Linked DNA regions of Homo sapiens: region 1 is linked to region 2. The links are chromatin loops, found by intact Hi-C in ENCODE. Cell type or tissue: heart left ventricle. All regions are shown on one strand. Each heading gives the region's core, and the rest is flanking DNA. Links, peaks and the distances in the headings are about the cores only. Region 1 overlaps WT1-AS (WT1 antisense RNA). Region 2 holds the start of CCDC73 (coiled-coil domain containing 73).

Region 1 (5,382 bases), core at 269-5,268, 340 kb before region 2:
CAAGATTCCATCTCAAAACAAAAAAAAGAATAAATCTATTTAGTAAATGATCCCAACAAATTTTAGAATGGTAATTTACAAGGACAGAAAAACGTATCACTTATTGATATTTGAAAAAATCACTTTTCTCTTTAAGCAGCATTTAGAACACAACCTAATATAGGTCTTGAATTGTAAATTCTGTTGTAAAAGGCATTCTTTGGGCAAATAATGTTAACAATGGGGAGAAAACAATTCATGATTGTGGGAGCATCCAGAATTATTTTCTCCTCAGCATCTAAAATGTCTTAGTTATCCTGTCATCACATGAAATTGCTACTGGGGTTCCTGAACACAGGCCCAGGTCAACACTAAACAACACGTGTCTCTAGAGCAACAGACCCTTCAAAAAGCAGACCTACCAGACATTTCTCTTAGAAAAATAATGTATTTTTTTTGTACTGAGCTTACTATTTTATGTAAATATATTTTATCTGGAAAGAGAATGTGCCCTGTTATAGGAACCCACCATTCAGTATGTCATGGCCCTGACACAGAACAATTGGTGACAGAAACTCTTTTGTGAGTTTTAGGCTCATGATGGAGCCCGAGTTATATGGCAGGAGATGATTTCCACGGTCTGTGAACACTGAAGATGAGACTGGCTTGGGGCCACGTGCCAAACTGCACAGCCAGTAAGACCTGCTTCCATCGACCCACAGCAGCTCTGACTTTTTTTTTTTAACAATAGAGAAGAAACTACCACAGGGAAGAGAGAGAACAATGGCATTTTGACAAATGGAACAAAGATAGAGTGTGACTGACAATTCAGGTCAGAAGGAAAATTAAAGCACAGGAAGACTGATGTTGGTCGGCCTCCTTGCCAAGAAGCAAAAACTCAGGGGGAGGCATCCAGCCACATGCGAACTGGCTCAACACTGGCCATTTTGTTTGAGCAATTTTGTTGGATGTTTTCTACAAAAGAGCACTTTTTCTCGGACTTCAAACATTCTTATATGCAGGATCGACACCACACACTGCCATCATCCCCTGGAGTAGTATCCTTGAGACCTGAGGAGGGGAAAACTGGAGGGACGTTGTGGGACTCCATTGAGAAATGTGGTCCTTTGTCTCCCTGGAGATCTTTGAGGACGGTTCAGATAAAGTTGCTGCCAGTGGAAGCAGCTAGGCTCAGAAACCTCCAGTTGCCCTTTCTAGACTTGTAATCCTCTGAAAAATGGAAATTAGGAAGCGTTCATTTATGACCTTGAAAAAAATCGTTTACAAAAGTATATTATATCACTAAAATGAGCTGGAAAAAGGGTTTATGTGAAAGTTCATGTGAGAAACACAGCTATTAGCACGCATGCCATTCCCCACCTTGACCTCAGCAGGAATGTGTAAATTGTAACATATGGAATGTAAGCCCTGTCGAGATGTTTCATAAATCTGCCTGGCAATGAGCATCACAAGGCCCTGCATGAGAACAGGCCCCAGAAATGGAGAGACAGTGAGTATTGTGCCTGACAACTTCTAATTTTAATAAGTCCAGACTGACGATTGAAAATTTCCACATAATGTTCTTTAATAATATTGATTATTTCCTGACAAAGGGGCACTTTTTCATGGAACTCAACCCAGGTAATCCATCCATCCATCCATCCATCCATCCATCCATTCAAGATATATCTACTGAAGGCCTACAATATTGCAGGTGGCATGCTGGGCACTGCAGATACAATGGAGGACAGGAGGGATATTGTGTTGCCCCTGTAGGGTTTACTATATGTAGGAAAACAGATATGAAACAAATAATAGAGTTTGAGACCAGCCTGGCCAACATGGTGAAACCCTGTCTCTACTAAAAATACAAAAATTAGCTGAGCGTGGTGGACGGGCACCTGTAATCCCAGATACTCGGGAGGCTGAGGCAGGGGAATCACTTGAACCCGGGAGGCAGAGTTTGCAGTGAGCCAGGATTGCACCATTGCACTCTAGCCTGGGCGACAAGAACTAAACTCTGTCTTCCAAAAAATAATGATAATAATTTTATAATTGCAATTTTGATCAATGCTGTAAAGGAAAATAGTAGCTTCTACTGATAGTAGCACTCTGCCAAAGTTTCTACATGCATGATCTCATTTAATTCTCATAACAATTCTCTGCAGTAGGTACTACCAATAGCTCCATTTTAGACATGAATAGAGACATGGAGGTTTACATGTATCACCCAAGGTCACGCAGCTCTGGAGTGGTGGAGTTAGAATACAAAGTCAGTCTGAGTCCCCATCCCAAGTTCCTGATACCATACCATTTTTTTTTTTATATAACCTGGGTGAGGAAGTGGGTGCTGATTTAGATTTGAAGATTAAAGAAAATATCTTTCAGGATGAGATTTTAGGCCAAGCCTCAAGGATAAGTAGGTATTAACCAGGCAAAATAAAGTAGCAGGAGTATTCCAGAATTGGGGAATTGCATGTCAAAGGCCCTGAGGCAGGAAGGTGGGTGGCCGTGGGTGTTCATGGGGAGGCCAGAGTGACAGGATTGGGTGGCGTGTGGGGCAAGGCTGGAGAGGCAGAAAAGAGTCAGAGTAGGTGGGGCCTTGTAAATCATGTTAAGATATCTTGAACTAAATCCTGACCAGAGTGGGAGCTCCTGGAAGACCTGACTTTATCTGGGGCTGAGTGGTGTGGCTCCAGGCAGAACTGCTGCTGCAGCCAAGAAAGGAGATGTGTTCTCCCTATGGGAGACTGAGCCTGTTCCTGGGCTCATTTCTCACCCCTTCGTCCCAGCATCTTCCATATAAGTGAATGGATTCTATATACTTCTCCTTTAACAGACTTCTGCCCCCTGGGCCAGTTAAAAGACAATGATGTCAAGAAAAGACTGGCAAAAAATGCAGAAGTTCATTCAGCGCTGAGATCTGCTTAATACTAATCTCAGTGGCCGGCCGTGGTGGCTCACACCTGTAATCCCAACACTTTGGGAGGCCAAGGCGGGTGGATCACCTGAGGTCAGGAGTTTGAGACCAGCCTGGCTAACATGGTGAAACCTTGTCTCTACTAAAAATATAAAAATCAGATGAGTGTGGTGGCATGTGCTTGTAATCCCAGCTACTTGGGAGGCTGAGGCGGGAGAATCACTTGAACTCGGGAGGCAGAAGTTGCAGTGAGCCGAAATCATGCCACTGTACTCCAGCCTGGGTGACAGAGCGAGACTGTGTCTCAAAAAACAATACATATATTAATCTCAGTTACCACTATTAACTTTGGCACTGCCCAAACTATGGGATCCCCATTAAAATTTAGAAAAAGATCCCCTCCAAATTTCCATGTTAAAAGTGGCGGTTTTTTCTTACGTTCCTAAGACAGATACCCTATCACTCTGTGTATTTGTTATCAGTTCTTTCATTTATTCATTCATCAAAGATTTGCACATCTATTATGGCAGACATGAAACATACCAAAGTAAATAAGACTGGGGTCCGTGTGCTCTCAGGGCTAGACAGAGCCTGGTTCCAGGGGAGCACTCTCATCACATGATGCCATTAGCCCCTGGGGTAGGCAGAATAATGCCCCCTGCCAAGAGATCCATGCCATAATCCCAGGAACCCGCGAATATGTTACTTTACATGGTGAAAGGGACTTTGCAGATATGAATATGGCATGGGCTTTGAGATGGGGAGATTATCCTGGGTTACCTGAGTGAGCCCAATGCACTCACAAAAGTTCTTTTATTTATTTTTTGTTTTTTGAGACGGGTCTCACTCTGTCATCCAGGCTGCAGTGCAGTGGCAGCGATCACAGTTCACTGTAGCCATGACCTCCTCAGGCTCAGGTGATCCTCCTACCTCAGCCTCCTGAATAGCTGAAACTACAGGCGCACTACTACAGATTCTCCTGGAAAGCCTTGAGAAGGAGATGCAAAGCTGCCAACACCTCGATTTTAGCCTAATGAGACCCATTTGGGACTCTGGATCTCCACAACTGTAAAATAATAAATTTGTGTTCTTTTAAGCCATGAAATGTATGGTAATTGGTTGCACCAGCAATAGAAAACAAGTATCCACCCCACTCGAGCCAGGAGGCTGGCCCAAGACAGACCTCCCTCTTAATCCCTCACAGTTTCCCACTGGGCCCAGATGTAGTCTCACAATTGTTCACAGCCCAGCAGTCCAGACACCTACTTCCAATCGATTGGTGACAAAATGACTCACCTGCTCTCCTGCGGGGCCTGTACAACAATTTATACTTGATTGTGACCCCTCCAGCATTGCCAAATACACACACATTAATGCCTGGAACATTTTTTTTAATAACTCTTACAGATCTGAGTTCCTAAAGTAGCTGCTTACACTGCTGTGTGTCCTTGGGCAAATTACATACATCTCTGTGCTTCCACGTGTTCATCTCTAAAATCAGAATAATAATATTGATCATCTAGCATTATTGTAAGGATTAAATGAATTAGACATGAGAGCATTAAAAATGGCACCTGGTACACAGTAAGCACTCAGAAATTTTAACAATGGTGATGATGATTGTTATTATTATTTCCTACAGCATTTGGCATGAGGCTTAAAAGTCCTTTTTTCTTTTTTCTTTTTTTTTCTTTTTTGAGACGGAGTCTCGCTCTGTCACCCAGGCTGGAGTGCAGTGGCGTGATCTCAGCTCACTGCAACCTCTGCCTCCCAGGTTCAAGCAATTCTCCTGCCTCAGCCTCCCTAGAAGCTGGGATTACAGCCACACACCGCAAGCCTGGCTAATTTTTGTAATTTTTTTAGTAGAGACGGGGTTTCACCATGTTGGCCAGGCTGGTCTCAAACTCCTGACCTCAAGTGATCCGCCTGCCTCGGCCTCCCGAAGTGTTGGGATTACAGGCATGAGCCACCATGGCTGGCCAAAAGTCCTTTTTTGATCATTTGGTCTACAATGTGGAAAATGCACTAGAGGGGCAAGTTGACAGGAGCCAACTAGGGGAAGACTGAATTAGGGTGATGATGACTGAAATGGAAAGAGGTGGATAGACTTGAGAAATACCGCATAAGTAAAAATCAACAAGGCCTGCTGATGAATTGCATCTAGGGGTTGAGGATGTACCTAGGGTGACATAGTCAGAAGCCTTTTAATGATATTTTATAATGATGTGTTAATACAGTATAAAAGAAATCCTTAGTTTGCTTCTCTGCTTCCCTCCCCTCTCCTATCATCTTTTCCTATTGTGATACCTCTTTTCTTTCTTTCCAGAATAAAGAAACATCAGAAATATTAAAATGAGGACCAAAAGGAGTCCCAGGTATAGGAGCATGAAACATCTGGCAACATGTAGCAAAAACAGGAGACTTTTTTCTTCTAACGGAATTTTGGCCTCTTGGTGCCAGTATGTGAAAAAGGCCTTGTAGGC
Region 2 (5,382 bases), core at 312-5,311:
AAATCAGATCAAATTCCATCTCCTCTGAAGATTTTCTTACAAATCCCATTCACACCAATTTCTCCTTTTCCGAACTATACTTATTGTCAGATCATATGGTTAGCACTTTATTCTGTATATTGCCCCATTCTGTTATTGTCTATTCCACATAATTTTGCACTTTATTTATCCATTTATAATACTGCCCATAAATAATGTTATTTTTTCATTAACTGTTTCATGTTTGAAGAAGGCTTATTAACCTCCAAGTGAGGAAAAGCCTTGAGAGCATAGTGAATACTTGATAAACATTTTATTAAATTGCTATAAATTATATAAAATTACAAAAACCACTTTTAGTTTCTTAAAATATTTACACTATTATGAGTAAAACATTCTCTGTTCATACTAAAATCTTTACCAAATTTCTCCTTGTTTTAAGAAACAGAGGGAGGATTATATATATAAATTTTAGAAATTTAAAAATAGTTAAAACATGAACTGTATATGTGTGAAGAGATTGAGAGAATTAGATATTATCTCCGTAAAGATCATTATGAAACTATAACATAAAATAAGCTACTAAATGTACTATAAATTCAACCAATCTAAGGCAACATACCAGAGACCTTTGGAACAGGTACATAAACACTAATTTGAGCCACCTTATAAATAAAATGTAGCAAAATCCTTTAAGGATTTTATAAAACACAACTTTTAACTAAACTAAACTCCAATTTTTTTCAAATATGAAACAAGAATTGCCAAAATAGCTTAATAAAGTTGAATCCAACACAGCTAGAAATGTACTGCTCATTGAACTTAACTGAAAATAAGTTTTAGTTTTATATGAAATTAATCAGTGCCAGAAAATCTCATACAGGTTTTTCTTGTTACTAACAGAAAATTTCCATGGGTCATCAGGAAATTAAGAAAGCTGAATGACTTCCTGATGTGTTTCTCTGTCATGTCAATATTAGCAAATAAACGAATTAGGAAAATGACATCAATAATTTACAATAAAAATTTTCACCTAAATGTACATTACAACAAAAACATTTCTGCCTTAATTATCTACATGATTATTTCCCAAAGTATGTTCTAAGGGGCACAAGGCCCACAAGATACATTTCTAAAAACAGGTTCCACAGTCAAATAAATCTGGGAAATCCCATACACTAACTCCCCATTTCAGAGATAAGCAGTCCCATTAGCTTTGTTGGAGCCTGTTTAACTTTAATCCGTATTTCCCAAGTTTACCTTGATCTTGAAACACTTTTTTTCATAATTCATAAGACAAGCTAATATTCTGGGGAACATGTATTCCAAAGAACATACTTTGGAAAATTCTAATCTACAAAATTGTTATATGTTCTTCCTTCACTAGTGGCCTAAACTGATTGTAAAGAATAATTTCCCAATTAAAAAAACACTGTTCTCAGCCAGGCGTGGTGGCTAATGCCTGCAATCCCAGGACTTTGGGAGGCCGAGGCAGTGCAATTGCTCGAGCTCAGGAGCTCAAGACCTCAAGACCAGACTCAGCAACATGGTGAAACCCCATCTCTACCAAAAAACAAAATCAAAAAGTATCCAGTTGCGGTAGTGTGCTCCTGTAGTCCCAACTATTCAGGAGGCTGAGGTGAGGGATCACTTGAGCCCAGGAGGTGGAGGCTGCAGTGAGCCAAGATCACGCCACTGTACTACAGCCTGGGCAACAGAGCCAGACCCTGTCTCAAAAAAAAAAACCACACACACACACATACACACACACACACACACACACACACACAATCCCCACCACTGTTCTCATTCAACTGTTACCAGGACTGATAAAAGAACATAATCCATCAACAAAGACATTTACCATTGAATCGATGACTTCTTTCAACTATAGCTCTAACACAATTTCCCAAAGTGTGTTCCATTAATAAGCACAGCACAAAAAAATAGGACCCCACGGTCTAGTGCAGTAAAACTGTAGACTGTGACTCATTCATGAGTCAAAAAATCAATGTAATGGGTCTTGACCAGAATTTTTTTTTTAATGAAAGGCTAGACTAGTAAAAAATAAAATAAAAAACATAAGTGTACACTGCTTATGGTAAAGGTAAGTATTGACTCATGTGTAAGTATTTACTCATATGGTAAAGCTAAGCATTGACTAATGTCGGCTGTAATCAGAGAAGTTTAAGAATGCTGTGAGTTCAAAAAAAGTTAGGTTAAACAAGTTCCTTCACTGCAGGACATTTTAGAGTCCTTAAATGAATTCCAAGAGTATTTTTGGCCACAGAAACCTTTTTTTATTGAAGCATCTCACAGGACTAGTGCTCCCTGGAACACAATTTAGGAAATACTGTCTTTTGGAAACGGTGTACCTCCAACTGTCTTGAGGTACACTATATAAATAACAGTGCCCAATTTTCACCTCCTTCAGAAAACTCAGTCAGATTTCTCATCTTAACTATAGCATCCTTCACAATTTGATCAAACTTGCAATAACTTTAATTTGGTTAGCATGAAGTAGTGGTTAAGCATCTGGGTTTCAATTCTAGCTCCACCACTTGTCGGCTGTGTAATCAGCCTTGCATTGTTATTTAATCTCTTTCCCATGGTTTTCCCATGAAGTGTAAGGAGAATACTGGGAATACCTACGGTACAGGGTTTGGGGTTTGTTTTTTTAGGATTAAATGAGATAACTTCCAGCCCCTGGCGTGTAATAAGCATTCCACATATGATATCTATTACTATTAGAATAACACTATCACCGCACCTGTACAGTTATTACGGGATACACGGCCAGAGCGAAAGAAACTAAAAACCCTATGCTGCCGCCTGGTGGACACTCGGAATTTAAAAATCTGTCATTCGCTTCCTTCCTGACACTACGATATGAAGCCGTATGGAAATTAAAACGTTTTCTCAAGCTGCATTAACACACTTTATAAATCATCAAAGTGGGGAATCTAATTTTCCAAAACTTAACAACTACCCCCAAGGCAACCCTGAAACCAGGGAGAGTTGTAAAGACTCAAATTGGCCGAAGAAATGGCTGAGAGAAGACACCAGTGAAGGACTACAGAGGAAACTCCATCCACAGCGTATTTGCTGATTCTCAGGTTGGGATATTTCAGTATAGATTTTTTCTTCAAGGTATAAAACAAAGAGAGCCATAGGAATTTATCACAACTAAAGCAAAATAACCAATAATCATCAATTCGAGGATCTCAATATAAGCAGAAGACTCCGTGGAATCTTCACATTTTCTTTCTAAAAGAAGTGCACTGATCATAAAGGTTCCCATAAATGACTTAAGGGTTGTCACTTATTTTCAGCAGCAAAGTGAAGTGGAAGATTGCAGCAATGACATGAATAATTTATTTTATTTTATTTTATTTTTTTAGACAGAGTCTCGCTCTGTTGCCCAGGCTGGAGTGCAGTGGAGTGATCTAGGCTCACTGCAACCTCCGCCTCCCGGGTTCAAGCAATTCTCCTGCCTCAGCCTCCTGAGTAGCTGGGACTACAGGTGCCCGCCACCACGCCCGGCTAATTTTTGTATTTTTAGTAGAGACGGGGTTTCACCATGTTGACCAGGCTGGTCTCAAACTCCTGACCTCAGGTGATCCGCCCGCCTCGGCCTCCCAAAGTGCTGGGACTACAGATGTGAGCCACCGCCCCGACCAAATAATTTATATCTAGAATTCAGCATTATCAGGATTAGCAGGGCAGTCATTTCATTCCCAGTGAGATTCCATTTAAATTTGCTCGTGCAAGGCAGTTTGGGAGAAACAAAATCACCAGCAGAATGAAGAAAAAATAGAGAAATGTCCCTGGGAATTTACACACTTCTGCAACTGCGCTAGAACTTTCGCACTATACTTAAAACATTCTGCAAAAAGTAACGTTCACCAAAGAAAAAGTCGAGATTCACCAATAACAGTTCCAAATGTTGCTAACTCTGAGCGGTCAGAGTTGTTTGAAAATTTTCAGAAGAACAATCGACATGATTGCATTGCATTCATAAGGCAAATATGAGGTTTAAAACAAAAACCACCACCACGCAAGGCACATGTACAGAAGGCGCTTCTCCACGATGAACAGACGAGACCCTCATGACTCACCCGCAGTCTCAATCCTGCCCAAGCAGAGATCCAGATGGATGCCTCAGTGTGGCTGCTTCTCCTGGGTCGGGAGCGTGGAAGATTCTAGACACAGCCCAGCAGTCAGGAGGCTCCAGGCCAAAGCAGCCCCTTGGCAACCAGAGCAAGGAAGGGTAGGTTACGCAGCTGGAGGTGCAGGGCAAACCCGTAAGTGGACCCTGCATGAAAAGATTAGGGCTGCTTCCTAAACAGCCCAACTACACGCTTGTGACTGCTCCGACTTACCTCAGCGAAGCGCGCCTCTAGCTCCTGTTGGCCCTTCCGGTTCACCTTTTCCCGCCCTAGGGCACTTCCGGCTTGAAGGTCATTAGCCTAAGATACGTGGGTAATCTTGAGCATCTGGGGCAAAATATGATTGATTTTATTTTCTTTTTAAATACAAGCTTCGGAAAAGATACCTGGATATTTGATGTTTTTCCTTAAGTACAACATGTATTGGCTTATATATTCTTTTTTGTTTTTGTTTGTTTTCGGTTTGTTTTTGGTTTTTTTTTTGAGACGGAGTCTCGCTCTGTCGCCCAGGCTGGAGTGGAGTGGCGCGATCTCGGCTCACTGCAAGCTCCACCTCCCAGGTTTATGCCATTCTCCTGCCTCAGCCTCCCGATATATTCGTTTTTTAAAAAAAAAGTCTTTGGAAAGATGAAAGAAAAATGAGTAAGTATTACCTGTGGGGAGCAATGGGAAGTGTGTGGATGGGAACGGGAGAGAGAGGGAGACTTCACTGAATAGCTTTTTATACTTTTTGATGTTTGCTTCATGTGAATGTGTTACTAATTCAAAAAATAAATGTTAGCCGGGTGTGAGGGTTCACTGGCTCATGCCTGTAACCCCAACAATTTGGGAGGCTGAGGTGGGAGGATTGCTTCAGGTCAGGAGTTCGATACCAGCCTAGGCAACATGGTGAGACCCCCGTCTCTACCCAAAAATACAAAAATCAGCCGGGCATGGTGGCGTGCGGCTGTAATCCCAGCTACTTGGGAGGCTGAGGCAAGAGGATAGATTGAGCCTGGGAGGTCAAGGCTGCAGTGACCCAAGACTGCACCACTGCACTCCAGCCTAGGCAATGGAGCAAAACCCTGTCAAAAAAAAAAAGAAAAGAAAAGTTGCTTAATTTTTAAAGTGAAATAGAAAAAAAACTGCAGTTCTAATTATACTGATAATCACACCTATTTTAAGCACCTAACTAATGCTATGTTTCAGTATGTTATGTTGAATAGTCATTCAATAAGAATGTAATATGTTTCAG

Evidence for each region. A loop is a pair of places that touch in the nucleus more often than their neighbours do. Peaks named below come from ENCODE experiments on the same cell type or tissue, not always from the same donor. Only the 100,000 strongest peaks of a DNase experiment are listed, where the experiment ranks them.
Region 1: a loop joins it to region 2, with 2.7 times the contacts of the local background. A loop is called at or near these places in 3 of 110 quality-filtered maps.

The regions. Positions count from the first base shown.
Region 1 is chr11:32,452,690-32,458,071 of GRCh38, forward strand. WT1-AS (WT1 antisense RNA) reads left to right here. Exons shown (of 5, transcript NR_120548.1): 3 at 573-1,489; 4 at 5,226-5,274. Among named protein-coding and RNA genes, the nearest start is that of WT1, 20 kb to the left of the region's middle. In heart left ventricle, for the core only: no CTCF peak of the experiment used is centred there; no DNase peak of the experiment used is centred there.
Region 2 is chr11:32,790,252-32,795,633 of GRCh38, forward strand. It overlaps CCDC73 (coiled-coil domain containing 73), which reads right to left and starts at 4,411. Exons shown (of 18, transcript NM_001008391.4): 1 at 4,362-4,411. RefSeq lists silencers at 2,727-2,776, 2,787-2,906. In heart left ventricle, for the core only: CTCF peaks have their summits at 2,823 (motif pointing left) and 3,024; no DNase peak of the experiment used is centred there; H3K27me3 peaks cover 637 bases.